Linked DNA regions of Homo sapiens: region 1 is linked to region 2. The links are chromatin loops, found by intact Hi-C in ENCODE. Cell type or tissue: sigmoid colon. All regions are shown on one strand. Each heading gives the region's core, and the rest is flanking DNA. Links, peaks and the distances in the headings are about the cores only.

Evidence for each region. Peaks named below come from ENCODE experiments on the same cell type or tissue, not always from the same donor. Only the 100,000 strongest peaks of a DNase experiment are listed, where the experiment ranks them.
Region 1: it touches region 2 in a loop (2.1-fold over the local background); 5 of 110 quality-filtered maps call a loop at or near these places.

The regions. Positions count from the first base shown.
Region 1 is chr15:51,039,139-51,054,160 of GRCh38, forward strand. All of the region lies in intron 1 of MIR4713HG (MIR4713 host gene), which reads left to right. Among named protein-coding and RNA genes, the nearest start is that of MIR4713HG, 9.2 kb to the left of the region's middle. RefSeq lists an enhancer at 4,865-5,396. In sigmoid colon, for the core only: no CTCF peak of the experiment used is centred there; a DNase peak (open chromatin) is centred at 8,083; H3K27ac peaks cover 721 bases.
Region 2 is chr15:51,086,204-51,101,225 of GRCh38, forward strand. TNFAIP8L3 (TNF alpha induced protein 8 like 3) reads right to left here and starts at 8,703. Exons shown (of 2, transcript NM_001311175.2): 1 at 8,341-8,703. The coding sequence starts at 8,392. The region is part of intron 1 of MIR4713HG (MIR4713 host gene); the gene reads left to right. LOC124903491 (a long non-coding RNA gene) reads left to right here and starts at 8,740. Exons shown (of 2, transcript XR_007064631.1): 1 at 8,740-8,842; 2 at 9,586-10,279. RefSeq lists an enhancer at 7,725-8,455 and a silencer at 8,178-8,227. In sigmoid colon, for the core only: no CTCF peak of the experiment used is centred there; DNase peaks (open chromatin) are centred at 7,658, 7,908, 8,764, 9,162 and 1 weaker place; H3K4me3 peaks cover 2,453 bases; H3K27ac peaks cover 2,447 bases.

The DNA of each region.
Region 1 (15,022 bases), core at 3,714-11,713, 47 kb before region 2:
GGATGTTGCCAATGGTTTAAGCTTCAGCCTTGGCAGCAGCAGCCAGCTATGGTGGTGGCTGTTCTTGGTGATGTTAATGGGGATCCAGGGATGTGGAGATGCAGGTGCTGTTGGGCCCCCAGGCAGGATGCAAGCTGGTGGGGCTAGGCTCTCAATATAACACCATGATGTGTCTGCTTAGGACTTCGGAATTGTTCGGGACCCAACATAAGCTCCCTCTCTGGAGCAATACTGTTGCGTGGTCTCCAGGCAGCTTCCTATGTTAGTCTCAGGGCGGCCCACAAGGGTCAATGGGCTCCCCTGTGGCTAGGATTGCAGGAGTCTGCTGTGAGAATGTGGACTGCTGGGGATCTCTCACCCTTTCCCCACTTTGGGGAGCCTCTCCAGGCTCCCAGCTGATCCTGGTTAAGAAGGCTGCCTTGCTTCCTTCTTCTTCCTTGCTTTAAATGTTTCCTGTCATTTCTCTGTTGAATTCCAGTGTTCTCTTTTAGATGATCTATTCAAAGTGTGATTATCTATTACTATTTTGGTTCTTCTTTGTGGAGGAGGTGAGTGCTGGGTGCCTCTAGCCAGTCCTCTTGAAGCCCTTACTCACCTATATTTTCTCGTTAGAGTTTTTATTTTTTTAACTCTTACATTTAAGTAGTTGATCCATTTTGTGTTAAAGTCTGCATATAGCACGAATTAGGGGCCCTGATGCATTCTTTTGCATGTGGATAGCTAGTTGTCCCAGCACGATTTGTTGAAAAGACTATTCTTTCCCCACTGAATGGTCTTGGCAAAGATAAATTGACCATAAATATATGGATTCATTATCTAGACCAGGGGTCCCCAACCCCTGGGCTGTGGACTGATACCGGTCCGGTCCGTGGCCTGTTAGGAACCAGGCCGCACAGCAGGAGGTGGGCAGCTGTGAACGAGCATTACAGCCTGAGCCTGTCAGATCAGCTGCAGCATTAAATTCTCATAGGAGTGTGAACCCTATTGTGAACTGCATGTGCAAGGGATCTAGGATGCGCGCTCCTTACGAGAATCTAACTAATGCCTGATGATCTGAGGTGAAATAGTTTCATCCTGAAACCATCCCCTCAACTGTCCATGGAAAAATTGTCTTCCACAAATCTGGTCTGTGGTGCCAAAAGGGTTGGAGACCACTGATCTAGACTCTTGATTCTGTTCCGTTGATCTATATGTCTGTCCACATTATCTTGGTTATTGTATCTTTGTTGTAACTTTTGAAATTGGGAAGTGTGAATCCTCCAACTTTTTTCTTCTTTTTCAAGATGACTTTGGCCATTCTGTGTCCATTGCAATTTCGTACAGATTTTAGGATAGGCTCATTCACTTCTGATAAGAAAGGCAGTTGGAATTTTGATAAGGATTCAACTGAATCTGTAGATCACTGTGGGGAATATTGCCATTTTAACAGTATTGTCTTCTAATCCATGAGCACAGGATGTCTGCATTTACATAGGTTTTCTTTAATTTCTGTCTATGATGTTTTGTAGTTAACCTTAGCTTCTTTGGTTAAATTTATTCCTAGGTATTTTATTCTTTTGGGTGGTAATGTAACAATTAAGAAATTGTTTTCTTAATTTCATTTTTGGACTACTCATTGCTAGTAGATAGAAATTCAACTGATTTTTATTTATTCATCTTGTATCCTGGAACTTTGCTGAAATAATTAGCTGTAGTAGTATTTTTGTAGATTCTTTAGAGTTCTCTATATGTGAGATCATGCCTTCTGCAAATAGAGGTAGTTTTATTTCTTTCTTTCCAATCTGGATGCCTTTTTTCTTTTTCTTGCCTAATTGCCCTGACTAGAACCTGTAATACAATGTTGAATAGAAGTAGTTAAAAATGAACATAGCAAGTCTATCACCAGTAGGTATATGTTAACTATGGAAAGTTTCCTTCTATTAGTTTGTTGAGTATGTTTACCATGAAATAGTATTGGGTCTTGTGAAATCCTTCTTATGTATCTATTGATAACCACACTTTGATAAAAGCTTCAAAAATTAAAGTTTTTGGCACTCTGAGGACGCCCTGATTAAAAACTTCCAGCTGATTTTCAACCAAGTACAACCAAAATTTAGAGATCTTATTTATGTAAAAGTTCAATGCCACTTAGGATACTTTAGTTGATTTCAAAACTAATTTTCCAACGGCTCAGACATTTTGGAAATCTAATTGATGATGGATAGTAAAGAGAAAAAGTATGAACTGTCATACTGAAGCATTGAAAAAAATACAACATCATCTTTATCAGAAAATTTTGTACTGTGTATATATAAAATATATGTAAACTTTGGTAAGTACAGATGCTGCTTCAATCGGTAGAATATCCTGGTTTATGATATTGAGTTATAAATTATGTATGCACCACAATCCACTCAAAATACATTTTTGCTCAATCTAGTAAGAATATAAGTTTTATCACAATGCTATATTCTACCAAATTTGTATTTATATTATCATTGCAAAAATAAATAATTCTATCCTTGATGCCAAATTTTTAATTGAATTTACAATAATATTTACAACAAATGTTTCACTTTTGGCAAAATAAACATTTTAAGACTTAATTAGATGAAAAAAATTGAGGCATTATGGGAATTAACTCATTTTATATTTGAGTCATCTAGTGATGCTGGTATTAAGCTAGGCATCATTCAACTGTTTGCAGTATACTTCTGCTATTAATTTACCTTTTGTCCATGCATGAGAAAACTTGGAATCAAAAATGAGCAAAATTCATTTAAGGGGAGAATCATTTGATCTAAGTGATAGGTAAACACACCTTCTCCAGCTGCATATGGTGTCTTTGGGTGCAGTCTTCTTAAGATAATTGCTAATTTCTGAAGGAGATGCTGATGCTGCTTCTAATTCTCATGTGATCATACTATCACAGAGGTAGATGGTAAATATAAACATTCTGTGCAAGTTGCGTATCCATCAACTTTCTCATGAAATGGAAATTTGATTATTTAATTTTCATTAAATTTTTATTTTTTGAGCTCAGTGCTGCTGAAAGGATTTACTACAAAATATAAAATTGTTGCCAAACAGTGAGATAAATAGTTATAGATTCACATCATGTAATAAATGAGAAAACCAAAATATCAAGAGCATTTGGGAAACTTTCTTTTCATTTTCATCTTTGGTTTACCCTTGTATTTCATGTACACCAACTCCAACAACTTTTCACTGACTCTTCCAATTAGTGGTCTGAATGCTTTGTGCATTGAAAAGGCTGTGGCAATGGCCATGACATAACAGGCGGGCAAGAGTGACACATACTTTCACCACAACCACCCAAGCCCAGTAGTTAACTGGTCCTAGTCACTGGCATAGGAGTGCACTTAGTTTTATCAGTGAACACTCTGCAAACCAATTTTGAAAGGGATATGTTAATTACGTTGTATCATAAAAAGTTGGAAAAGAGATATGAGTGTAGATGGCCATCTTTCAATGTGTTAAAATGAGAAATCTGTTCACTGCACATGAGTCTCACACACCATTACCTGAAACTATGGTGGAAGGTGGAAGTGCAAAGTGGAAGTCTACCAAACCTATCCCAGCTCATTTTAATACAATTGTTGATAATACTTCATTATAAGATGAAAATTCCAGGACATATGCTAAACAAGATAGGATGCCAGGAAAACAGATGTATATTGGGATTGTCTTTGGCAAATCAGGATATATGGTCTCCCTACCTCTAATGGCCTGTGGGGAGCCCACTGGAGTAAGAGAGGACATGGGCAAGGGTTGATCATATTTATTCCTCTCCTTCATGTTTATTCAAAGACCTGAAAAGGATCAAACATTTCTTTGATGCCTACTGGGAATCTAGACTTGTTTCCATGGAATACAGTGACTTTTTTTAATCTTTTAAGTAATCTATAGAGAAATCTTTACCCCTAAACTGAGAGTCCTGAAAAGGGAGGTTACACGTAAATGGAGGTGGTAACATGCCTACAATCTACAATTTTTTATTCAAACTGGACCTCCTGAGCTCCTGAAAATAAGTTTCTCCTCTCTATCCCTCCTGTTCTAAGGGTTGGTAGCAACCCCCTGCTATTGCTAATCTTTGGGGTGCATCACTGTACCCTGTTAGACTTCTCAACTCTTTCCATCAACTCAGTAATCAATTCCCTGTATTAAATTCTATGTTCAAAATTTTGGGAGTGATATATATATTTTTAATTTTACCTTAAGTTGTGGGATACATGTGCAGAATGTTCAGGTTTGTTACATAGGTATACATGTGCCACGGTGGTTTGCTGCACCTATCAACCCATCATCTAGGTTTTAAGCCCCACATGCATTAGGTATTTGTCCTAATGCTCTCCCTCCCTTTGCCCCCCACCCCCCTGGAGTGCCATTTTCTTGATTGAACCTTGGTTGATTCAGATCTCCTTCTCTATTTCCTTTTTGTCATAATTCTTAGGTGCTTAATGTTGCCCACTTCACCCTATTATAGTGTGAAGTGGGCAACATATACAGCTGTGCCAAGGGGTTAGGGCATGATAATGGATTACTGCATGTCCTTCTCAGTATTCAAACACTGCACAGAAATGTATGGCCACATAATGCTCTACCTAAAAGAAGTCCCAATGTTAGACTTTCAGGCTTTTCCTGGGAATTCCTAAAACTTCACCAAGCATATAGTCATTACATAAAGTTGGTCTTTTCTGCTGGGAGACTTCCATTTTCTCAAAATGACCAAAATTTTGGAAGCTGAGAATGAAACAAGATGGGCTCAGAGAAACAATAGACTGAAAACAGAAGAAGTGTTTTTGGCATTTGTTTATCTGAAGTGGACTTCCAAGCAAGGCCTGCTGATTAACAGAATAGCTAAGTCTTATTCTTTAGGGGTATACATGTAGGATGGAGGAGGAATTTGGGTTTCATGGCTGGGGAGAGGGCAGGGATGGGCAAGTGGAGAAATGACAGGGCAAGCAGTTTGTGTTTGAGCTCCAAAGCAATCAGGCTGTAGGGACAACTAGAACAAAGATAGAGGCAGAGAAAGGAGAGGGGCAGGAAAAAAGCAGGAGCAAGTACCAGGCTTTATGAATCCTCAACTGCCTCCAGGCTACAACCTGAGAACAATGGAAACCACTCTTCACCTAGGAAGTGATAATGACCACACTCCAGGATCATCCTCCTCTTAAACAGCCATCCAGAATTTTTCTAGAGGAAGGAGTAATGTCAAACAGAGTGACCCACAGTGGGAAATTCTTCCAACGCTCTAAAAGCAGTCATTACCCAAAATAGGCACCCAACGTGTTCATTTATGACTTGCCATAAATACTAGCATTAGCAAGACAATATTATCCTCGTATGAGTTGACTTTATTGTGCTTCAGAAAGTTACAACATCATAAATATCTATGAACGTGTTATTTCATCTGCTCTCATAATTTGTCTCTTCCAACATGGTTCTGGCCAATTTTAGAAGTTTCCATGTAAATATATAAAAATAATGATAGGAAAAAATGAGGACAGAACAAAAAGAGGTCAAGTATCACATTTAGTCCACAAATATTATGACAGAATATGAAATTGTTTTATGGGTGGTTAAAGCAAACTTTTTATTTTTTTTTTTGTGGTGGTGGTGGTGAAGCTATGTGTATTATCACCAGTCTAAAAAGAAAGGATGCCTAAATAGGGAATGGAGCAGGCATCTTTAGAACCTCTTTTAATCTCTAGTTAATGATGTTGTAAACCAAAAATAAAATTCTAAGGCCCCCCACCCCCCAACCCCAACCAACCATCTGAATGGACTTCCTCCTCAGCCAGGGCTCTTAAAGTGTAACCTGAAAGACTGGTTCAGGCCATGAAGGGAAGTGGGGGTCAGACATGCCTCATTATACATCTCTGGCATTAACATCAATACAGATTTTAAGTCTGATAGAAACATTTTACAACCTATTCTCTCTGAAGCCTGCAAGTTAAAGCTTCATCTGCATAGTAAAACTTTGGTCTCTACCACCAAACTTTCCTTTCTGTTGATCCCAGGTCTTTGGACAAACTCAACCAATTGTCAACAGGAAATGTTTAAATTTACCTATAGCCGGCCAGGCAGGGTGGCTGACGCCTGTAACACCAGCACTTCAGAAGGCTGAGGCGGGCGGATCGCCTGAGGTCAGGAGTTCGAGACCAGCCTGGCCAACATGGTGAAACCCCGTCTCTACTAAAAATACAAAAATTAGCCGGGTGTGGTGGTGGGTGCCTGTAATCCCAGCTACTCAGAAGGCTGAGGCAGGAGAATTGCTCGAACCCGGGAGGTGGAGGTTTCAGTGAGCCAAGATCCCGCCACTGCACTCCAGCCTGGGCAACAAGAGTGAAACTGTGTCTCAAAAAAAAAAAAAAAACAACAACAAAAAAAACGCCCCCCACCACCCCTGACCCCACCACTTCTAGTTGTCCCGCCTTTCTGGACCAAATCAATGTATTTCATAAATGTATTTGATTGATGTCTCATGCCTTCCTAAAATGTATAAAACCAAGATGCACCCCGACCACCTTGGGCACATGTTCTCAGGACCTCCTGAGGGCTGTGTCACGGGCCATGATCACTCATATTTGGCTCAGGATAAGTCTTTTCAAATATTGTACAGAGTTTGACTCTTTTGTTGACAATGTCCACTTTTATAAAAGATTTGGTGGTGGTCTAAAATACTAGGCCCAGAAAATTTATGTACACATAAATGTATCCTGGCACTTTAAGAGTAACAAACAAACAAACAAACAAACAAAAAAACATTATTTTACAACATGTAATACCCTGTGACACCTCTGGAAGTGTGCCATAAAAGAAAATTAATTTTGAAACAGAGTTGGTTCCCATCTATTGTCACTAAAAGTTATTTAGGTGAAAATGAACAGTTTGGATTCTAGGAAGGTGTTAATTAAGGGAATGGGTTAACAATTATTGTTCACTTGAGTTTTCTAAAACATATGCCTTGGGTTTGAGCTGTGATTCTCTCTTCCGTCCTTGAGTCTGGAACCCTCTCCTGCTCCCAGGTTACTTTTCCAGCAATGTGCAACTCTCGAGAGAACTTTCCCAATGCCTTTGATTTCCACATGTGTTGCAAGTTGGGGATCACACAGAATTCAGGTTGAGAAGGTTCAAGTCTATATTTTCAGGAGACACACCAGGAAGAGTTCAGTGGCTGTCTGAATGTCCATCCATGTTGTTTAGGTAAATTGGTGATGGGGTAGATTAAAAGGGGACCTGTTTAGTGGTTTCCTGGCAATTGCTCTGATTTCCTCCAGACTTCCTCTTGACAGCCGAAAGTAGACTCAATAAAATTATATCCAGGAAGGTATGGAAGTGGAGGTGGTGAGGCTATTGATTTGGCGAACACATGGGATGAAGGGGAAGGCCTAGGTCTGAAAAACCTGGTTCTCCCTCCTGAGACCTCTATTTATAAAGATAAGGGATAAGACTTTGGAGACAGGTATGTGCCATATAATCTGCTTTGGAGATTAAGCAGCAACAAATAGGGAATGAAAATGTACCATTCAGTAATGTATTATTTACTCTAAAAGAAACAACTATGCCTTATACTGCACCAGTTCCTTAAACAACTTATTTTATTTTTTTAAATGATGGCAGCTCCAGGACCACACTGGATAACAAATATCAGTGACCAATACCTTTTTAAATGCCTCCTGCTGGAGAGTTTTTTCTCTCTTGTCTCCATTTCAGGGGAAACTCAGCAACCTCTGGGCCCTTTTACAATGCACAATTAGGGGCTTATAAAGAAAGAACTGCTGCAAGAGGTGTAGGTACTCATGCTAGATATTCAGGGAGGCTTGAAGGCTGAAGGTGAGATACAGTGAGCTTACGGAACATGGTGGAACTCAAAGAAGGGTTTCTGAGATAAACACCCTTATTCAAATGCCAGAGACACACTGTTTCTCTAAACAGAAACTCTTAAGGCCCGGCAGTTTTTATGTTGGAGCAAAAGATTTGGGTCAGAACCAAAGTTTTAAAGACTTTTTATTGAAGAAGTTCAAAGATTCCTTGGCCAGCAGCCAAGTGTGGTCTGATTTGTTTGCATTTCCTCTGGGAACTCACACACAAGTGAGGAATTGGCCAGCCACCACTGTGAGGGTCACCCACACCCCTGTGGGCCTTTTCTCCCTGAGCAGTTCCAAGGTGGGGGAGGGAAGCCAGGGGGAATCAGATCCCTACAAAGGCCGAGAGTTCAGCAGCCTGGCCAAGCTGCAGTTCTTTCCTGGGTGAAGAAGTATCTCTCCCAATAGCTGCAGTATCTCTTCCAATACACCAAGATGGTATTGATTAGTCCACAAATGAGACCCCTATGACTCAGGAGGTAAGTGAGAGGCATCAAGGGGAGAGGTGGGAAGTGAAATATCACCTCTTCTTCCCTCCTCCCAGTGATGGTAGAAGGACTTGCTCCAGGCTGGGAGGCATCAAGCATGTGTGCTAATGGGCCAGTTCTGCACATTCAAGATCCCGGAGATGTTAAGTTTATCCAAAAATCTTTCAAGCAATCCTGTCGTTTGCAATTAACTCAGAGGGAGTTTTGAGAAATTTGTCAACTGGATTTAATTTTAAAAAGGGAAAATATATCTTTTACTATGGTTTTGGAAGTTTGAAAAGGAGTTGCTTGTGTAACCACACACGTGTGCACACACAAACAGCATGAAGGTCTCTCCTCTCCTTGGGATTTTGATCACAGAGGTAGAAAATTAGGCAAAGTGTAAAAGGATATGTGATTGTCAAAAGGTGAGGAGTTAGAGGGACTGAAAGAAATGGGTCCCTGGTTCTCCTGGACTGATGGGTCCCAGCATGTGACTGATGCCCATCACTGAGCAGATTTCATGACCTCTTCTTCGGTGAGCTGAAAATCCAAGAGAGAGTGGAGCAGGGAAGCTGGAGGTCACACATATATAACCGCGACAGGGGAAAGGGCTGAGTAGGCAGGAGCTCCAAGAGTGAAGGTGTCTGTTATTGTGTTGAGCAGTAGGAGGGAAACACTTTCAATTCCTGTCCCTCCCAACTAAATGATAAGGGAAGGAGCCTCCATCCATATAGAAGGAAGAGAAGTGCCCTGCTGAGTTCTGGGCATTTGAGTTTGTGGGATGACCAGGGTGTGGCCTGATACCTGAGCTAGCAGCTGGTTGATCTCTCCAGAAGTGAGCTGCCTGTTGTCAGATTAGAGGCATGAGATCAGGGCCAGCCCTCACTTTTGCAGGGTCTTACTCAACCCCTGACAGGAATGGCCTTGTATGCCAGCACCTGTAGTCCTGCCCTGTGCAAGGGGCCTGCAGTTTAGGGAGGCTTGGGAGCAACAACTCCCACACAGGGCTGGGCTCCCCACATTGGTTTTTTTTTTTTTTTGTTCATTGGCTGTAAGTTCCTTTTCTGAGATGAAGCCTTCTTCCCTTTTTTCAAAGAGAGCTTGGTAAGGGAAAGCTAAAGGGATTGGTAGCCCTGTTCAACTTGCAACCACATGGAACCACATGTACATGTTCCTGGAGGCCTCTCCCCTCTGTCCCTGTGTGTCCCTGGTTTCTCTTCTGTCTCCCATCTGGGAGTCTCATGGCTGGCTGATCTGATCCTGGGTTCAACTTTTATAGATGTTGTTTCTCCATTGGCTAAAAGAAAGGTATGTCGCCTGGGGTGCTCTTTCTGCCCCCTTTTGCCTCCAGGTTCCAGGAGTAATCCTGCTCTACACTGGGGTTTCCAGATCATCCTACATTACTGGAAAGGAGGCCTTGGAAAGAAAAGGGCCAAAGAGAGGCCTGGCAGAGGATGATATTTACCTCAAGGGGTAGGGACTCTCTCTGTTTATTCTTTATATATGGGTCAAATATAGTTCTGGAAATAATATCTCCAGATCAGCATCCCAGGTCATTGACCTTAGAAGAAAATTTTTAAACAGTTACTAAAGGTAATTAATTGAGAGGTGAGAAATGGAAAAAATGCAGCAATTGCCAGGACATTAGGGGCCAACTGGTGCCACTTTTCTCATGGTTCCCATGGCTCTTCGCATTGGAAATAACTGCCTAAAGATAGCTGTCCTTCAGGCACTTGCAGCTAGTGAGAATAGGGCTTGCTGACAGCCCCAGGATGATGACAGCATGTGAAGAATAGTGGGGTGAGCACACGCCCAGAGGTTGCTTCCTGAACACAAAGGAAGAAGAGGAGATGGACTCAGTTTCAAAGCTGAAAAGGGTGGGAAGTAAAAACAATTCAGGCAGGAGTTACAATTCTGAAAGCCACAGAATTTGAGATGCAAATGATTTCAAGTGGAGCTCTCTATACTGGGTCAGCAAACTTTACTGTGTCTAAAAATCACCAAGGAGCTTTTTAACTATTCGGGGTCCCAAGCCCCACCTCCAGAAATTTGGAGCTGGTAGATTTGGGGTAGGACCCAGGATTCTGCATTTTTAATAGGGCCATTCCCCATCCCTGGGACCTCTGATGCAGGTGTTTCACAGTTTTGAGATCCTCTGCCCTATGTAATGCCTGAATTCCTTCTATGGCAACCCCAGCACATGGCTATTGACTCTGCATCCTCAATGGGGCTGCAGGATGATGAGGGAGTGGCCAGACTCTGGCAGCCAGGTTGTCCTTAACATTTTGCAGAACCCACTTCCCCACAGAGGCCACCCCTGTTAAGAGGCTGATGAGGCTTCATCTCAAGAGAATGTTGAGGTGGGGGACATAGATGGAGCTTGAGGCTCAATCTAGGATGCGGTTCGGCAAAATGAGTCAGTCATGCATATAAATGGGATTTGCTTGATCTGAATCTAAGACCATAGAGCAGTTACAATATTGAGAAATTCTTATTTGTGATATTTTGGGGAGAAAATCAACTTTTATGTTGCTAATAAGGTCTCATGGGGGTAGAGAGGTGATTGATAAGGTATTGGGCTTCTTTCTGAGATAATGAAAATGTTCAAAAGTTGCCTGTGGTTAGGGTTGCACATATTAATGAATACTCATACACTGACAGGGATTCATTCTGAGAAATGCGTCATTAGGTGATTTGATTGTTGTGCAAACATCATAGAGTGTACTTACAAAAACCTAGATGGTGTAGCTTACCACACACCTAGGATATATGGTAGAGCCTATTGCTCCTAGGCTACAAACTTGTACTGCATGTTACTGAACTATATACTGTAGGCGACTGTAACACAATGGTAAGTATTTATGTATCTAAAATACCTAAACATAGAAAAGGTACAGTAAAAATACAGTAGAAAACATAAAAAGTGGTACACCTGTATGGGGCACTTAACCATGAATGGAGCTTGCAGGACTGGAAGTTTCCCTGAGTGAGTCAGTGAGTGAGTGTTGAGTGAATTTGAAGGCCTAGGACATTATTGCACACCTCTATAAACTATAAACAATGTACGTTTAGGCTACACTAAATTTATAAAAAATATTTTTCCTTCAATAAAATTAACCTTAGCTTACTGAAACTATAAACTTTTAAATTTTTAAAAAATATTGACTCTTGTGTAACAACACTTAGCTTAACACACACATTGTATAGCTACACAAAATGTTTTCTTCCTTTATGTCCTTATTCTACAAACTTTTTCTATTTTTAAAATTTTTACTTTTTAAACTTTCTTGTTAATAAACTAAGAAACAAACACACACATTAACCTAGGCCTACAAAGGGTCAGGATCATGAAGACATCACCAAGTGACAGGAATTTTTCAGCTCCATTATAATCCTATGGGATGACTGTTGTCTATGGGGTCAGTTATTGACCAAAACGTCCTTATGTAGCGCATAACACATCACAATTCAAAAAACCATTGAATTGTACTCTCAAACTGGTGCATTTTATGTTATGTGAACTATATCTTTATAAAGCTATTTCTAAAAAAGGACTGAGAATTCCATAAAATGTTTCATTTGTTGGTGGAATGGCTTCATTAATATATTTTAAAATAATTCTCATAGCATCCTATGATATTTGACTCAAATCAATATTGACTTATTCATGACTTTGCTTATACCCTGTTCTCTGTCCAGAGACCTATTACTGGAGTCTGACACAATTTTGATCTGTAATGCATGTCTCAGTAGAGGGTTGAGCCTAACATTGAACCCCAGCGGGCTCCTGCTGAGTTGGCTAATTGGCTGACTCCCTGGGCCAACAGTGTGTAGTTCTCTGGTGTTTATGGAGTCTTGATTTTACTTTTCATTTTTCTGGCTTAAAGCTTTTCCCCTTTGAAATCCATCAACTAAGATCTTCATTCAAAAGTTCTGAAGAGGATCATTGAGGAGTCATTTTTCAATTCGGAGGCTATTGCTCTGTTGAATAATGAATAGGTTTTCCTTCTAAGAGACCTACAGTGCAGAAATGCCCAGAGCTTCTCTTCTATGCTGCTTGGAAGAACTATGGAACTGGAAGGATTCTTAAAGACCTTGTACAACTCCCTGCTTTTGCAGTTGAGGAAACTGAGGCTTGGAGAGGTGAAGCATAAGGAAATCCCTGGCTAGTGGGCAAGCTAAGACGAATCCTCCTGACCCATGGCTGGCTCCATGTTCTACATTTTCTGTTGTCTGTGAAAGCTGAAAAGACAGCAAACCCCAAAATATCCATCTCCCTCATCTCCCCCAACCCAAAGCCAACAATCTATTTCTAAAATCAAGTTGTCACTATTTCTGAAACACAAAGTAGGGGAAGCCCCATCCCATGGCTGAGAGGAAATGTGACGCTCTTACAGGGAAGCCAGCTGCTGGGAGAAGTGGAAAGAGCCCAAGTCCCTCCTCGGGGACCAGCCCACAAGCTCTTCCTTTACCAGTGACAGAGCCTGAGAAAGTGTTTCTCTCCCTAACATAACCTAATTGCCACTTCCCCACTAGCCTCCGGCACTCACTCTGTGCCAAGCTCTGGCTCCTGCCCAGCTGCTCCTTGAGCTGGGAGCCAAACCCCAGACTCCCTTGTCTCAGGAACTGGTCCAGAATGGCCTTAGTAGTCAGCTAAGAAGAGCTCTATATGAAGGCCTGGGAGGGCTGGCTGCCCAGACTCTGGCTGCCTGGGTGGGCTGCCAGGACCCCTCCTCTGTATAGACCTGCCCCAGCTCAGCAAAGGAAGGACATGTAAGGAAAAGGCAAGGCTACCAGTGGAACTGCAGTGCTGTTGGGGGTGGGTGTGAGTCTTTGCACCAGCTGACCTCTCCTTTTTCTGGGGCTGGAAGGAATTTGATGTCACCAGTATCTTAGAGCCACATGCCTCATTCTTCAGGAACAACCTCTTGGGATCCTGGAGGCATACAAGGTCTCCTGAGGCCTTGGACTTGTGTCTGCATGCCAGCAGATGAGGCTGGAACTGTGACAGAGTGTGAGCACGTGCAGGTGACCTCTTCAAATGCTTCTCCCTTGTTCCTTTCCTTGGGAGTCACACTGCCTGATTTGTCCAGTGGTGGACACTCTTGAGCCTTTGAGGTTTAGTATTAGGATTGCCAGCATAGGTTGGTCAATTTTTAATTTGATTTCTATGTTGATATGGTTTGAATGTGTGTCCCCTCTAAATCTTAAGTTGAAATGTAATCCCTGGTGTTGGAGGCGGGGCCTGGTGTAACGTGTTTGGGTCAATGGGAATGGATCCTCCATGAATGTCTTGGTGCTGTCCTCCCAGTAATGAGTGAGTTCTTGCTCTGAATTCATGTGAGATCTGGTTGTTGAAAAGACAGGTTGTTAAAAGAGAGCATCTCCTCTCTTGCTCCTTTGCTCCCTCTCTTGCCATGTGACATGCCTGCTCCCACTTCACTTTCTGCCATGAGTAAAAGCTCCCTGAGTGCTCACCAGGATCACATGCTGGCACCATGCTTCCTGTACAGCCTGCATAACCATGAGACAAAATAAACCTTCTGTCTTTATAAATTACACAGCCTCAGGTATTTCTTTATGGCAATGCAAGCAGACTAACACATATGTGGTAGCTTCTTTTGGCCAGGTTTCAAAGGGCAGGCAGAACATGTGGCAGCTGACCTGCACATAGAATGCAGACCTATGTGTGCTTCAGACACATGGCTCACCTCTCAACCTTCAAGCCCCCACAAATAAGTCACTGTTTAGGGGAGGGTGACATTCATTCTCTGCAAGCCTCCACATTCGTATGTCGTAGCAATGTTTCTCTAAATTGAGTACTCACAGACCCTGCAAGTTCCCCCTGCAGACCTCTAGGTGATGTCAGACCTTAAACACATGAAGTTAAATTCTTTTCTTTCACCTGCCGTGCTCAGTCAGCATGAGTGATGTTGTAAACACAAACTCAGAAACTCAGACTGAAGCCAGATGGCACCACATGGCTATAAGGTCATTCCCAAATGATGTGGAACATACTTATGTTGATTTTAATTTTTTTAAAAAGTTGTCAGAATGAAACAAAAACTTAAAAACTTATTTTGGAACTCATGGACTCCACCTACCCCTTCTCCCCACCTTGCCCTCAGGACTTTCAGAGATTCATAGATGCTATTTTGAGGAATAGTGTTGTAGAAGATTCTCTCTCCCCTTCCCCTACCCTTGCCAACAAGCAAGACCTCCCTCTAAAGAAAGAGCATGAGCTGGCCCCAGCTTGGGCTGTGGCTCATGTAGCAGGGTCAGATTAAACAAGCAAAATCCAGTTGACCATTCAACTCCCAGTTGGGAGGGCCTTGGCAACCCTCTTCTCGAAGGCCATCTGATTCATAACTTTATTGTCAACATTCTGGTCCATTGTTGGATAGCTCCTGTTAGTGCAATGTTTTCACAGCTAAAGTTGAATTTTCACTGATTGGTTTTGGTCTTGACCTCTGGGATCATGTTGAATTAAAAAAAGAGAAAAGTCCTAAAAATATTGGGGCAAGGCTGGGCACAGTTGGCTCGCTCACGTCTGTAATCTCAGCTCTTTGGGAGGATGAAGTGGGAGGATTGCTTAAGGCTAGGAGTTGGAGACCACCTTGGGCAACATAGCGAGACCCCCGTCTCTACCAGAAAAAAAAAAAAATTAGCCAGGCGTGGTGG
Region 2 (15,022 bases), core at 3,680-11,679:
TTCAAACCTTCTTCTCTCCTCTCTCACCAGGCCCATGTGATCCAGAAGAAGCCCACGGCTGGAGCGTCCTTCTAGGGCCTTCTGCCTAGCAGTGGCTTTGTGCTAACTCTCCCATCTTCCCTCACAGATCGCCCTTTACCATCCCCTGATCTGGATCTGGAGTCAGCCAGTCCTTCCCCATTTTGTTTATAGGCTAATGCAGGGAATGTCTGCAGCTTAAAGCAGGCCTTTGTGGAGGCAGAATGCCCTCACCTAACAGAGGGAGCCTAAGGGTTAGGGTTCTGGGAACCGTGGGAGCTGTGTGGGGGATGCAAGACAGCCTGGTGGCATCCGTGAATCTAATTACGTAGTCTACCTGGTGCAAGAGAAGAGTCTCTGGAGTTAGACTGGCTTCATTTCTACTGACAAGCTGTGCAACCCTGAGCAGGTTACTTAACCTCTCTGTGTTTGGTTTTCTGTTCTATAAATTGGGGCTATTTATAGTACATAGCCCAGAAGGCTGGTATAAGGATCAACTACCATATAAACAATTAACCCAGTCCCGAATACATTGTAAGTGCTTAATTAATATAGGATAAATAAAAAGTAAAACATCATTATACTTTTATGTTCAGTAACAGCCCTCTGGGGCTGACCTTGGGCTGGCAAGGATCATGCCATCTTATTTCTCATCTTGTTTTGCTACAACTTCTTTTTTTTTTTTTGGAGTCAGAGTCTCTCTTTTGCCCAGGCTGGAGTGCAGTGGCACGATCTAGGCTCACTGCAACTTCTGCCTCCCGAGTTCAAGCAATTCTCCTGCCTCAGCCTCCCGAGTAGCTAGGATTGCAGGCATGCACCACCATGCCCAGCTAATTTTTGTATTTTTAGTAGAGATGGCTGGTCTTGAACTTCTGACCTCAGGTGATCCACCCGCCTCAGCCTCCCAAAGTGCTGGGATTACAGGCGTGAGCCACTGCACCCAGCTCACAATTTCTTAAACCCTGGTTTCTCTTATCCTGTAACCCCCAATCCCAGCCTTCCCACCCTCACTTTCTCAGTCTTATCCAAAGGAAACCAAGGAGCCATGACTCAATTGTGGCAGGAAAGAGCTGCCACAGAGGCCTGCTGGGCAGATGGCTCCCCTCACCTACCTCCCGTATTTGACTTCGTATTTGCCCACCTTCCCAGCATAACCCACAGGCTCCAAATCAGGAGTGTGGGATGTGTGTGCTCACTAGCAACAGCTCCTTCCAGAATCTCCTCCCTCATGTGAAACTGGATGCTTCTACTACAAAAATATAAACCAGGAGTCTCCATGAAGCTACGTATGGCTAACATGCTTCCTTTCATGGCCAGAATATTTTCCCAGAAAGCACATTTTACTTCTGAAACACAACCTAGAAGCCAGTGGCTGCCCCTGTGGTTTTTCAATAGTTTAAAGCAATATTGGACACCACCAAGTGTCTCCTTTTTTTCCCAGAGAACTGAGTTACAAAATACTGGTTTCTATTAGGGTGTGTCTAGCACTTTCTGTGCTGCCAAGCCTTCCATTTTTACAGTATGCACACTGGTAGATTTTCCATGAACAGGCTCAAATTTATTCCCAGGCAATGATGCTTAGGAAACCCAATATGAACGTGAAGATTGTTCTAAAGCAGACTCAGAATTTGTCCCATGCCATTGCCTAAAAAGAACATTTCTGATATGTAATAAAATAAAATTTTTCTAGCATACCTTTATATATATATATATATATATATGGGAAGGGGGAGGATATTTGCTCTCCTGATATGATTTTTTGGATTGGATTTTTAGAGGAAACTTGTCTTTTAAATTCTTCTTCTCTATCCTTTTATTTCTATATTTGTATAGAATACAGCCCAAACATCCACCTACATAGGCATTTTACATAAAGAGTTGGAAGCCAAGTGACTGAAAAACAAAACAAAGTTATTTATGTAGTGTCTTTATAGAGATTTACATGTGAATTCGAATGGGAGCCAAGGGTAATGCTGAAGGGAAATGAACCAGTTAGGGAACTATGCTAATAGAAAGTGTGACTAAAATTTAGCTTTGTTGACAAATAAAAAGGCAAGTGCTGTATTTTTTATGAGAAAAATAACATAGGAAATAGAGCTTTCCATGTATATATTCATATACACTCAGTCTTCACCTTAAGAAGCCTTCCCACTAGAATTCCAAATCACATTGCCCTATGCTCCAAATCCTGCACCAATTACTGCTGGTGCTGCCCAGTTTTACAGATCCAGTTTGAGGTGGGTTTTCTCTCCCCAATATGGCTACAAACCTCTGGAAGGCAGGAGCACATCTAAATGCATTTCTGTATACTATCACAGCACCTGGCACCACTCTGAACACAAAACAGCTGATCAGCCAGCATCTACTGGACTGTGTGGATTGAACAGTTGGATTCAGAGCTATGAGGTCTAGAATGGCCACTTTAATCTGGCAACCGAAACTGCCCCAAAGAGGTCTAGACAAAGTTTGCAGTTCAACAACTATCCCCTGAATTCTGCTGGTAGACAGGCCTGCCATCCCTAGTAAACAGTCCTAAAGATCTGTGGAGGCCACCTGTGGTGACCACTGCCATGTGCTGCACGGACTCCCCTTCAGGAACAAAGGACTTCCTCCACAAGTGGCTGGTAGTGCTACCTGCAGAAGCCCTCAGCTGGAGGGAACAGCCTCACTCAAGGTTATTCCTAGTTCCTTGAAATGACTTGCCTTTAATGACTGCTTATTTTGGGGGTGTAAAGGTATAAAGACCTGGCCTCTCACCCCAACTCAGAATAGTTCTGATGAGCCATTCTAGCTCCAGAGTTCCCATGGGCTCAACTGAGGCTGTTGGGTCTACATGGTAGCTCAGCTTCTCTGCCCAGTCCTGCTCCCTTCCCTTCCCCCTTTTTTCCCTTGCCTTCTACAGTTATTAATTCCAAGAGAAGTCCCAAATAAACCTTGTACATGCTGCTGACCTCCATCTCACAGTCTGCTTCCTAGCAAACCAACCCACAACACCATCCATTCATCCATCCATCCATCCGCCCACCCACCCACCTACCTATTCAGCCAGCAACCTGCCACTATGCTTAGGGGACATGGGTGGCATGGGCTGATACAGATGAAAAAGACCCAGTCCTTGTCCTTAGGAAGCTAACTAACAGTCCAGCACAGGAATAACCATAAAGTATGCAATAGGAAGGGCTGGTGTCAAGGGATATGTGGTTGTGGATATGATGCCAGGTAAGGGAGGTGAGGAGTCTTCATGCACTGGCTTAGGCTGTGGTCATCAGTAGACATACCCTGTCTCCTCATCCAATGTCAAGTCCTGGAGGACAGGGTGAACTGTGTCCTTATCTCTCTTTGCATTTCCCATAATTCCTAACACAGAGTCCCAGACAGTACAGAAATCTTAAAACACTAAAACAAAACAAAACACTGAGGGAAAGCCTTGGCATCCTGTCTACTTTATAGGACAGGTTTCTGGCTGCTGGTCTGGCCTTTTAGGGCAAAGTTCTTAGGAGGTTCCTCAAGATGCTCATTCACTTACTATGTCCATAAAATCCCAGGAACATGAAGAAGCACAAGACAAGGTCCTGACTCCGAAAGCAGCTACAGCTTACTCTGTGGATGAGGCAGAGATCCGTGCAAATTTCAACAAACAGGAACAAGAAATGGGAATATGACTAATAACCAAATGGCACATCATTCCCAGGCTGTCCTTGCCCTTAGCAGGCCAGCCCATTTATCTTCAATCTGTCAGTAGACAAAGATTACTAAACAGCCTCTGCAAGGAACCTAGCAATGAGAATCAACAAACCCTCAAACCTCACAGTGCCTCAAAACTAATGCACCTGAGAAACTTAATGTCAAAGGGGAAAAGAATCTTTACCCCAAACACCACTGCTAAGTGCCTGAAGGAAGAGGCAGCGTCTGTGGGGTGGGGGAGCCTGTCTCCTGCATTTCCCTGCCTCCAGAGAACGTTACCCAACACAACATGTCACTGTCTCCTTCAACTCTCCCTCTCCTTTCACTGCTTTTGTACAATCTGTCACCAACTTCTGTTGTTGATTTCTCTGAAATGCCATTTGCACCCTCCCTCTTCCATCTTGCCTTAGTGCCACTACCTTCTCTGATGTTGTGGCCATACCCTGGGAGTTGAGGTGCCAAGTCCAGGCAAATCTTGCATCTCTCCATCTCTGCCAGATGTACATTCTGAAAACTCAGCTTTCATTTGGTCACATCTCTGCTCAAGAATCATGGGGGCTCCAGAAGCCCTGCCAAGACCAACTTACTCCCTGTACTCGCTTAGCTTTATCTCCCAGAACTCCCCAGTATGCGCCCTCTACTCTAGCTGCCTTCCTGTTTATTTGTGTCTTTTCTCAAGCTGTATGACTTCTGGAATGTCTTTCCCTTTCACCTGCCACCTCCTCAACAGGATCCTATTGAATCCTATCCATTCCTTCAGTTGGTTCATGTGGACCAAGCTAAGCATGTAGGGGAGGAGAGGGAGAGGAAGGGCAGAGTTAGGGGCCTGGTGTTTTCCCAGTCCTGTTTTTCTCTTGTGGTTCCCCTACCACATTCTGACTCCATCACATGGAAATGCTTTTCTGCAGCACCGACCCAGGCACAAGGGCACCATCAGCTTGATTGCCCTGGACCATCTATTTGTGGGAGGAAGGAGCTTATCTGCCCTCAGCTGGGTAGGCTGTCTTGATCTTCCAAGCCAGAAAGGGGAAAAAACTGACGTCGCTGTTTACTCTCCTGTTGCTTCTTAGGAAAGACTTAACCACTCCCAAGTGAATACACCAAGCTCTAGGATTTCTGAGAGATGGATGGTGGGTTTGCCAAAGGAAAGAGTGCCAAGTTGGGTCTCTGGAAAGAATCCAGTGTTCCATAAACCTTGCCTCTTCCCTAATCATAGAAAGATCCATAAAATGACAGAAAGGCAGAGGAGAATGCAGGCAGCACAATGACATAGAAGCATCATTCTGTGCTTCCTGAAAAACAGAAAATGCAGATGGAGACAAATTTCATCCTCCGCCCCACCCTCCACTGCAGCGTGTTGCTCTATGAGAGATCTGCTCTGCACGCACAAAGTGGGGGGAACTTTGGAAGAGTCTCTTGAAAGTAGTACAGTAAAAAGTGAGTTGTCTTTGTCCTCTGCCAATAGGTGACTAGAAAGGTGACCATGATGGTTCCTGCCACCTTGAAGGGAAAAGGTTTACCAATGGAATGTGGGAGGTGGAGGGCAGGGGATTGCCTCCTCTTCTTCCACTTGAAGCACCATGAAAGAAGAAACGCTTTCATCTCCACATTAGCAGGTGGACTGAGTAAGGGGTTCTGTTTTTTTTATAACTTTCCCTAGAGGCATAGGAGAAGCTGGTGAAAGCAGCAGGTTGGAATATCCCCATCTTCATGCCTTGTGCTGGAAGATGGATGAAGATGAGAAGAGGTAAACTAAAAAGACCTCCTCAAGCACACACACACACACACACACACACACACACACACACACACGTGCACACACCAGAGATAATGAACAAGAGACTGAAAAGGAGAAAATTCAAAACAAATCTCTTTAGGCAGTTATATTAATGTGATAATAACAGCAGCAACATTAATTGTTTTAAACATGCATTTATATTTTAAAACACTAGAGTTCATTATTTAGCAGTATTCTTACAACAAATAATCCAATCAGGTAATAATCAAAATAACAGCTACCATTTACTAAATGATTACCAGGAACACCTCTCGTGTTATTATACTGAATCTTCATAAACCCCTGTGGTACTACTGTTATCCTCATTTTACAGAGTGGGAAACTGAGGTTGGAGATGTTAAATAACTTGCCCATGAGGTGCAGACTGAAACTCAGGTCTGTTCAATTCCAGAGTCCAGCCTTTTACACTTACAATGTCCATCTTATGGCAGGGCTTTTTCATAAATTCAGGAAATGGAAAGGCATGGATGAGGAAGCAGCCCTTATGTCTCAACTCCCTGTGAGGCAGGTACACACACACATATAAGTACTCCAAGAGGTCCCACTCACTCTGCTGTACTTCTCAGTTACACCCATTCAGCTTTCATAGATACAGGTCCATGGATGAATGTCAAGTTTCTTGTAGAGACAAAGGTCAATCTCTAAGGAGAACACACCTGTTATCTAACCTGTATCTGAATCTGCAACAACGGTTTCCATTTGACAGGATGCAGCCCTAGCAAGGTGGTGAATTAACATCCAGCTTTGAAGCACTGTCATACAGGAGAATACTTTAAGATGGAATATAATGCGTGAGACTGACTGCCATTTAGCAGAATGGCTTGTGACATTAAAATACATGTTCAACGTGTGAGATTCAAGCACACGCAGAAAGAAGAAACAACTGCAGAAAACAGTAAGGTGCAAACAAATAGTGACAGCTCACGAGAGCTGTCTGCCCTGTTCTTCATGGGGCCCATCTGACCTTAGTGATGTTTGCTGTCAGCTACGCAGAGGCCTTCTGACACAAACTGACCGTGAATACAACAGGGATATTAAACACTGGGTCAGGCTGGAGAGAGAAAACAACAGGGTGCAGCAGAATTCTTTTCCTTCCCTTTCACCCAAGTACCAGGGATTCTGAAGATTCTCCTCCCTGCCCCCGGCTTCTCTTCCTTCCTCTTTCTCTAAGCCTCCTTATCCTCCTCCCGCTTCTCCCTCAACCCCTTAACTTCAACCAGAAGAAGAGATAGAGGGTTGGGCAGGGGAGCACAGAGAATGTTGTTCTTAGGATTTTGAGAGAGTTAAGCGTCAGGGTCAATGTCCCCTTCCCGCTTGCGCTCTCGAAATAGATACACACAAAACATCTACTGGAACTTTTAAATGATGAGAGGAGATCCACAAGTCACCTGTGAAGCAAAATCTCAGCACTTTATAGTCACAGAAACATACAGGCATGCAAAGGGCTCATGTTTATGAATTATATCATACCTAGGCAAAGCAGGTGGCACTTGCACACACACAGGAATCCTTAAATACACGCATCTTGGCATTTCCTTTCCGCCAGCCTTGGCCCTTCCCACCCACCCAAAGGTGCGGGCCACAGCCACCCTCTGTGGGGTCTGATGCAGGGTGAAGGGCGTCACTGGGTCCTGGCTACTCCCTGGCTGTGAGAAGTGGGCAAGCCCTTTACTCTATGGGAATCTCTGTAAAATGAAAATAACTGCCTGGCCAGGGGCTGTGAGGATGAAAGGGTATTAATAATATACGCAGGGCACTGTCCTGCTTGGTTCCCGAACCTCTCTTTCCTACACCCACGGCTGGACTGATGGTGCCTTCTGTTACTTGGTCCCCACCGTCAGTACTCTAGTGTGACACTGGGAAGAGTGGGGGCTTAGCCAGGGCCGCGGTCTGTACAGGAGGGTCCCAGCCCGCAGGTCACGGGTCTGCAGGCCCACAGCTAACCTTCAGAGCTGCACAAGCGCCGGGAGCTGTGGGCACGTGAGGAGGGCGAGCGGGTCCTAGGTGCGTAGACCCGTGGGTGGGGGGCGGAGCGGACCGGTGGAGGTGGGCAGAGACCGGCGGCAAGTCGACCCACGGCTGTGGGTGGCTTCCTCCTGTTGCTCAGTATCAGGGAGAGGCGGGGGAGGACATTCATTTTTTTTCTTCCCTAAGTAAGCATCCACCTATTGCTTTAATAACTATCGATTGTGAAAAGCCGGCGGGGCCTCTTAAAGGCGAAGTCGGGAGGCGCGCGCCCCTGCGTCTGTGTTCGGGGACCAGTCCGCGGGGACCTTCTGGACCTTCTCCGCCGGCTGCGCGGCAGCGATGGACCCTGTGCATGGGCTCTCCTAGCAGCCTCGGGAACCGCGGCCGCAAGCTGTGGTTTGACCCCTGCCCCAACCACTCGCGAGGCCTTTTCTGTTCAGAGCCCCCAGTCACGTTCTTGGACCCAGTCACCTGCGCCGCAGCGCAGTCCCGGCGCCCCAGGTTCGAGGACCCGGCCCGCGCTCGGAAAGTTATTTCAAAAGGCAGATGTGTTGCAACCCTCTCTGCAGCAAACTACAGTACGCGGATTCCCGAACCCTTCCCCGCCCCCACCCAGCCCGGGCGACCAGAGCCCGCCGCGGGAGACTGGCAGCAAGGAGAGCCACCCCTAAATGCACCTTCCCTCCCTCCCGCGCGCCCAAGTGCAATGGGGTTGGGGGAAGCCCCAAAGCAAACTCACGACGCGGAGCAATCCCCAGTCTTGGCCTGGAAGGGGTCGGGCTGCTGAGGATCGGCTTCCCGATTTCATGCCCCAGCCTCCCGTCCTCCCCAGCCCCAGCCCACCCGCCTGGGCCGTCGCGGCCCCTAGGTACCTGCGGCGGTCACGGGCTCGCCCTCGCTCTGCTCCCCGGAATCCGAATCCATGCTGCGGGCTGCTGGCTGGGCGTCCACGGCCACCCGCCCGTCTGCGGGGCGCTCGGGCAGCCGCGGCGCACTCAGGGCGGACAGCGGGGCGGCTGGAGCCCGGGCGGCGCGGGCGGCGCGGGCTGGGCGGTGCGCGGCGGCAGCGGCCAGGGGGCGGCTCCGCAGAGGCGAGCGCCGCCGCGCCCCGCTCCCCGCGCCCGCCGGCCGGTGCCTGCGCGCGAGGCGAGCGCAGGGCGGAGGGTGGGGCGCTCCGGGAGACAGCCGGGAGGAGGGAGGGGAGGCGCGAGCGCCGAGGAGCCCGAGCGTCCGGCGCCCGGCGGGCTCCAGGCTGGGGTTAAATATCCCGGGGGCGGCGCCGCGCCTCCCTACCCGCGCCCTGCGTCGGAGCCCTTGGACTTGCCTCGCGCGGCGAGGTTGTGCTGGTCTGCAAGGCCGAGCCCCTTCCCTAGGGTGAGGCCAAGTTTGTAAAATTACTAGGTGAAAAAGAGCTTCAACTCGCGCAGGAAAGGAGAGGTTCCGAGTGTTCCGACTTATGGGGTTGCCAGGGTTCGAGTCCAACTCCTCCGCTCAGAGACCTTGGACGAGACCTGTGTTTGTTTTCTCACTAGGAAGATGAGGGAAGGGGGGCGGGGAATAAGGGAAGGGGAGCGGGGAATAAGGGAAGGGAGCGGGGAATAAGGGAAGGGGGCGGGGTGGGGGGAGATGACAGTTGGACTGTTGTGGAAAGTAGTAAGACAAGGCGTGTGCGGGACCGAGCGCTGGGCCTGGCACCTAGTGACGAAGTAAACACACAGGCAGGTAATGCTAACTCCGGCTGTTTGAGTCTTCTGCCAGCGAGGGCAGGGCAGGTGGGGCAAGCGGTGGTGAAGCGGGTTCCGGGGGCTCGGTGAGTCTGAACACTGGCTCGCCTGGAAGGTTGGAGCCACCCTGCCAATCAAGCAGCCGTGCTATTTCGCGCCCTCGACTAGAGGGGCCAGAATTAATTTTAAAAGCTTTTCTTTGTTGATGGGATTAAACACAGAGTGCTAAACTTCCGTAACACCATCCTTTATGAAAGGAAAAAAAAAAGCATTTGTAAACCTATTTACTAATTAAGAGCCCAAACGAGGGGGGAAATGCACGGAGCACCGAGGCCTTTTTTGTTGTTGTTAATTCTTGGTTATCTATATGCTCTTATTGCCTCCCTATTATAGGCTCCTACACTCACAAAGCCTCAAGCTGGGTTCTCTGCTTGTAAAGTCTGCCCAGAGAATGCAAATTATTGGCCAGAGCAAAAGAAAATCAAGAAGAAAAAGTCTGCTAAAAAGCGCCACTTACTGAACATTTCCCTTTGTGTCCTCATCTAATCTGTACAATGACCCAGTGAAGAATTTAGGTTGCACCATTTGAAAATACTTTTTGGAAGTAGAATATGGTTGAAAGTTGGCAAGTTCATAGAATTCAACTTATTTTCATTCCCATTTTACAGATGGGAAAAGTCTCAGAGACAGCAGATGATGTCCCTGTGGTCTCAGGTCGTCCAGTAGGTGGGTGAACTGGGACTTGAAATCAGGTCTGATGTCCAGATCTGCTCCTGACTGCTATGGTACAGTGTCATAAGTGAGTTTTGGCTTCTGGTCTACCTGAAGGCTGCCGTCTTTAGTGAAGTGTGGGCTTAACAGAGTGCAAATACCACTCTACTTTGTGTTTTCAGAAAACAAAGGATGGCCAAGCTCATGGACTCTAGTGATACAAGTTGGATGGATATTGATGAAATGGTCAAAAGAGCCCCACAGTGGATGTGTTATCTTGGGCAAATGGCTAAACCTCTCTCGGTTTCCTCAAGTGTTGGTGTCTCCTTCATAGGGTGTTTGTAAATAAATGAAATAATGAGTATGAAAGCTATTACCCAATGCCTGGCACACAGTGAATGTTTGATAACTGGAAAGAACACTAATTTTTAGATTGAATGGATCCCATTTAGAAAAACAAAATATTTTAGAGTTGCATTTTTTAATGAAAAGAAAAAAGTGGGGGCCGGGCACGGTGGCTCACGCCTGTAATCCCAGCACTTTGGGAAACTGAGGCGGGTGGATCACCTGAGGTCGGGAGTTTGAGACCAGCCTGACCAACATGGAGAAACTCTGTCTCGACTAAAAACACAAAATTAGCCAGGTGTGGTGGTGCATGCCTGTAATCACTGCTACTCGGGAGGCTGAGGCAGGAGAATCGCTTGAACCCAGGAGGCGGAAGTTGCAGTGAGCCGAGATCGTGCCATTGCACTCCAGCCTGGGCAACAAGAGCAACACGCTGTCTCAAAAAAAAAAAAAAAAAAAAAGAAAGAAAGAAAAAAGTAATGGCAAAATTTGGATACAAGATGATACTCGAAAAACAAATAGCTGGGATCATTTAAAAAGTTTGCCATAATAGCTTTTCAGTTATAAGGTAAAACAACAATGATAGCTTCACAGAACAGAGCATATGGGATTCAAAAGGCATTCAGCTTCCTCTAAAGGTTGTGCCTAGATTCAATAACAGGAAATGTGAAACTTTCCCTGTTTCCTTAGACCTCCTTTCCTTGCACTTCATGGAAGCTTTTTTGGTTTTGCTTTTGTTTTAATGGACAGGTAGCCTGGGTTGCAGTGTGAGGGAGACAGACCACAGAGACATGTATGAATAACAGCAAAAAGGAAACAGAGAAGCTACTGGAATTTGATCAACAGTAAACAATGTACTGAGAACACACATTTACAACACATGTATGCTCATCAGTCGTCAGGTCTTCATTAAGTATCTAGCACATTTTGACCCAGAGATAAATGCTTTGGGCATGGGGGGGAGAGAAAGAACTGGTCAAGGTATCCTGAAAAGTCTTTGAGTGAAGTTCTTAGATAATGCCTATTCATTTACCTGCTCCTATATTCATTCATAGTATATTTCTGCTAAACGAGGCAGACATAGAATGAAAAATTGAATTGAATGTGGAATTAGACAATGGGGAAGAGAGATCCAAACTAAACAAGGTCTCGATTCCAATTTCCTATGATGTACAATCTGTTGTCATGGGACAGCAAGACAAAGGGAAATGACTACTGGCATGCGTGTGAGTTTAATGAGGAACATTAGTGGAACATACCTTATCTCTCCTCCCAGTATGGAAAAATCTGTGTAAGAGAAGGAAGTCCTTAAAATAGTATCCTATGACCATCAACCCCACTAAAACAGTGAAATCTGAGGTGGTGAATCTCCTTTTACAAACCAGTTCTGATATATTTCTTGTGGGGGGGGAAAAACTCTTAAGAAAGAGAAAAAGGGAAAGGGTTTCTGTAGTTCCTCTGTATATTTTTAGAAAAATGGCATCACTTTGCAGACTTGAATCTAGAGTCTGAGGGTTATAAGCCACCTTCCTCAGTGTTTCCACTACATCTTTTCAGCCTGGCAGCTCTTCAGATATACGAGTTTCTACCACTCATTGGTCATTTCTTAACTAGAGTGAACAAAATTGTTGGCTTTTTAAGGAAATTGCCTGTCTGGTGGGTAAAGCGTATCTATTTGTAAGGTGTCAAGAAACAGATAATAAAATAGATCCATTTCTGCTAACACAATAATACTCCTTTAATCTGAGCCAGTGCTATGACTCATCTGCCTGTCTCCTCTTGTGGGATGGAAAGGGAGCTGTCTGCAAACCTTCAGCAGTGGGAGGAGGGAAGGAGATACTTTTCACACGCTAGGACTGCTGCTCTGCTTTGAAAACCCACCAGCTCTAGAACCGCTGTTTTCTGTAGGCTGAAGTGGCCTTTGGTCCTTAGAGGTGAAAGGTTGGCCCTATTTTTAATCATTTGTCTCAAGGTAGACTTTGGTCCCAAGGAAGCTTCTACCCAGAGCTGAGGGGGCCTCCATGGGACTGTAGGTAAGCTGGAGAGCAGGGTCCAAGCTAGCTTGATATCCATCTAACAGAACATGGTGCTAGAAGACAGCCTTGAGAAAGGGAGCTTTCCTATTTCTTTCTTGCCAGTAAAAATAAGCTTTTATTTGTCTCCCCTCTTATTTAAAAAGTAATGCAGATTACTAGAAAAATTGGAAAATACATATAAACAAAAAAGAATATAAATTAATTCGTAATTTTACTAATTGCAGTCACGGTTAACATATCTTTTGAGAAGTTTCCTTCTGTGTGTGTACAGTATTCTGCTTTTGTAAATTGCTTTTTCCTTTTAACAATATGTTGTGAACATCATTTCATCTACTCTTTGATAACATGATTTTTAATAGCTGTACAATATTCTACTGGATGAGTATACCATATGTATTTAAACAATCCTCTATTGTTGAGCAGTTAGGTTGTTTCCAATTTTCTGCTATAATAGCATCAATCAATATCCTCGTGTCTAAATCTTTGCACACATCATTAATCAATGCCTGTGAACTTTCAGCCTCCTTCGTTTTCCTTGGGAGAGAGAAACAAGAAAGAAAATTGCAACTAACAAAATAATTGCTGTATATATCCCAAGACTTTAAGGTTATCAAGAATTTTCATGGGTATAATCTCCACTAGGCAGCAGGTGGGTTATTTGAGTTCATTCTTGCATTTGTCCAGCATCAGTTGAGCCCAGAGGAGGTTTAGGAGAAGAATGCAAAGTTTCCTTCCACACTTTCTTTGTGGGCAGTGTGTCCTCTGCACAGCCCCATCCAAGTCCAGACCCCTTGTAGGAGGCAGAGGGTGGATGAGGCTGGCAACTTTGGCATCCAGCTGTTCTCCTGGGTTCTTAGCTTCTGCTTCCTGAGCTGCCAGCAGGATAGCTTTCTTGGTGGTTAATGCAATTATAGTGACTCAAAAGCACTGATACAAAGGGAGAGGGAAATTGAGAAGGAGAAAGGGAGAAGAGAAAGAGAGAGAGAGAAGAAAACTCTATGGGCCCAACCTCTGTTGTGCCCTAGCCCAACCCTATGGGGTTATTTATAAGCCCTTTAAATAGCAGCACCAGGATCTTAGGTTCACTGAGAGCCTCCCTGATCACACATGGTGTGTGATCTCACTTGTGGCATTCATTTTGGCTATGGGATGTGACTCCACTGCTGCATGAGAGCTGTTCTTACAAGCATCTACACAGCTTGTATGTGGGTACCCTAAGTGACTGTTGAGCTCTGCCCAGTGCCTTCCCATATTCCTGGATCCTTACACAGCTTTGTGGCATAGAAAAGGTCAGTATTATTCCCACAGGAGAGAAGACGGAATCAAGACCCATGAGGTTTCAGCGGCAACTAGAGTCTTTGTGGTTTTCAGGATGATAGGAAAGTACCCAAAGACTGGGTGGGGCAATGTTACCCCAGTTCTCAAAGGGAAGAAAGGAGTTGATTCCGGAAATAACCAATTGATGAGTTTTTTGTTGCTGTCTAGCAAAAATCTGAAACAAACAGGTTTATAAATGGTTAAAGAAGAGAATGGTGATCACCAGCAGCCAACATGGGTTCCTTACCATGTCCTGCTAAAATAACCATGTTAACTTTCTTTAAACAGAGTCATGAAGTATATAAATCAAGATAATTTTATTTGACTTGGGATGTATCAAGTATTTGTTGAGTATCCTCTGTGTTTCAGGTGCAAAATGAAGGGAAGTGACTGTCACAGATACCATATGTTGTGATTTAAGTTTTGAGGAGGTCTTACACAGTTTCCTTGCTGCTAGGTGGATCTGGAGTAGGTTGAACAATCCTACCCAGTGAGCTTTGATTCATGGCTTTGAGTTACCTAGGAAGGAGGTATCCAGTGGAGTGACACAGAGCTCTGCCCTTGGCTCTAGTTTATTCTACTTATTTTTTTTTTTTAAAGACAACAACAAGAGTAGTGATTTAGAGAAAGAATTTGATGCTTGTGCTTATCAATGGTATAGATTACCATACTAACACAGGTAAGAGAAGACAAAATCATATGGGAAAGACATGTGGGTCTTAGTTGTCCATAAGAGCAACATGAGTCAACAGTGGGATAATAGCTGTATTGCTACAATAAGGGCAGGAATAGTTCTTCTGTATTGGAGCTAGTCTTACAGACACCTGGGGTCTTATGAACATCTGGTGCCACATTTTAAGAAGACATATCAGGGATCTCCCCAAGGTGGGGGAATCAAGATGATGAAAGAGGTTTGGAAACCATTCTGTATGAGAAAGTTTGAATGTCAGGCTGGAGAAGGAAAAAAAACAAACAAACAAGGCATGACTGGATGGATGTCCTTAAATGTGTAGAGACTTAGATTCTAGGCTGATGTGGGACTAATGGATAAAAGTTATAAGAAGGGAGAATTTGGATCTTGTGCCAGTCCTGGCCTGCCTGTCCTTGCCCTTTCCATCCTCTGTATGGAAAAGGGGCTGACCCCTACAGGCTGCATTTGCCGGGCCCCTGTACTAGCTGTTTTCTAGCTGGATACAGCCAGTGGGAGGCACTGGCAGAAGATGGGCAGGTCAGGGAAGGAATATTCTCCCCTATCCTCTATCCCTTAATCTTGGCACCTTTGACAATTGCTATATCTCCTCTGTGACTCCAGCTCCTACCAAATGGACCTGCTGTGGTTCCAGCTTTCATGAGGTGACCCCAACCCCTTGGCTCCAGTAACAGCACCTCCTCCCTTTCGTCCTTCAGCCCAGGGTGGCAGT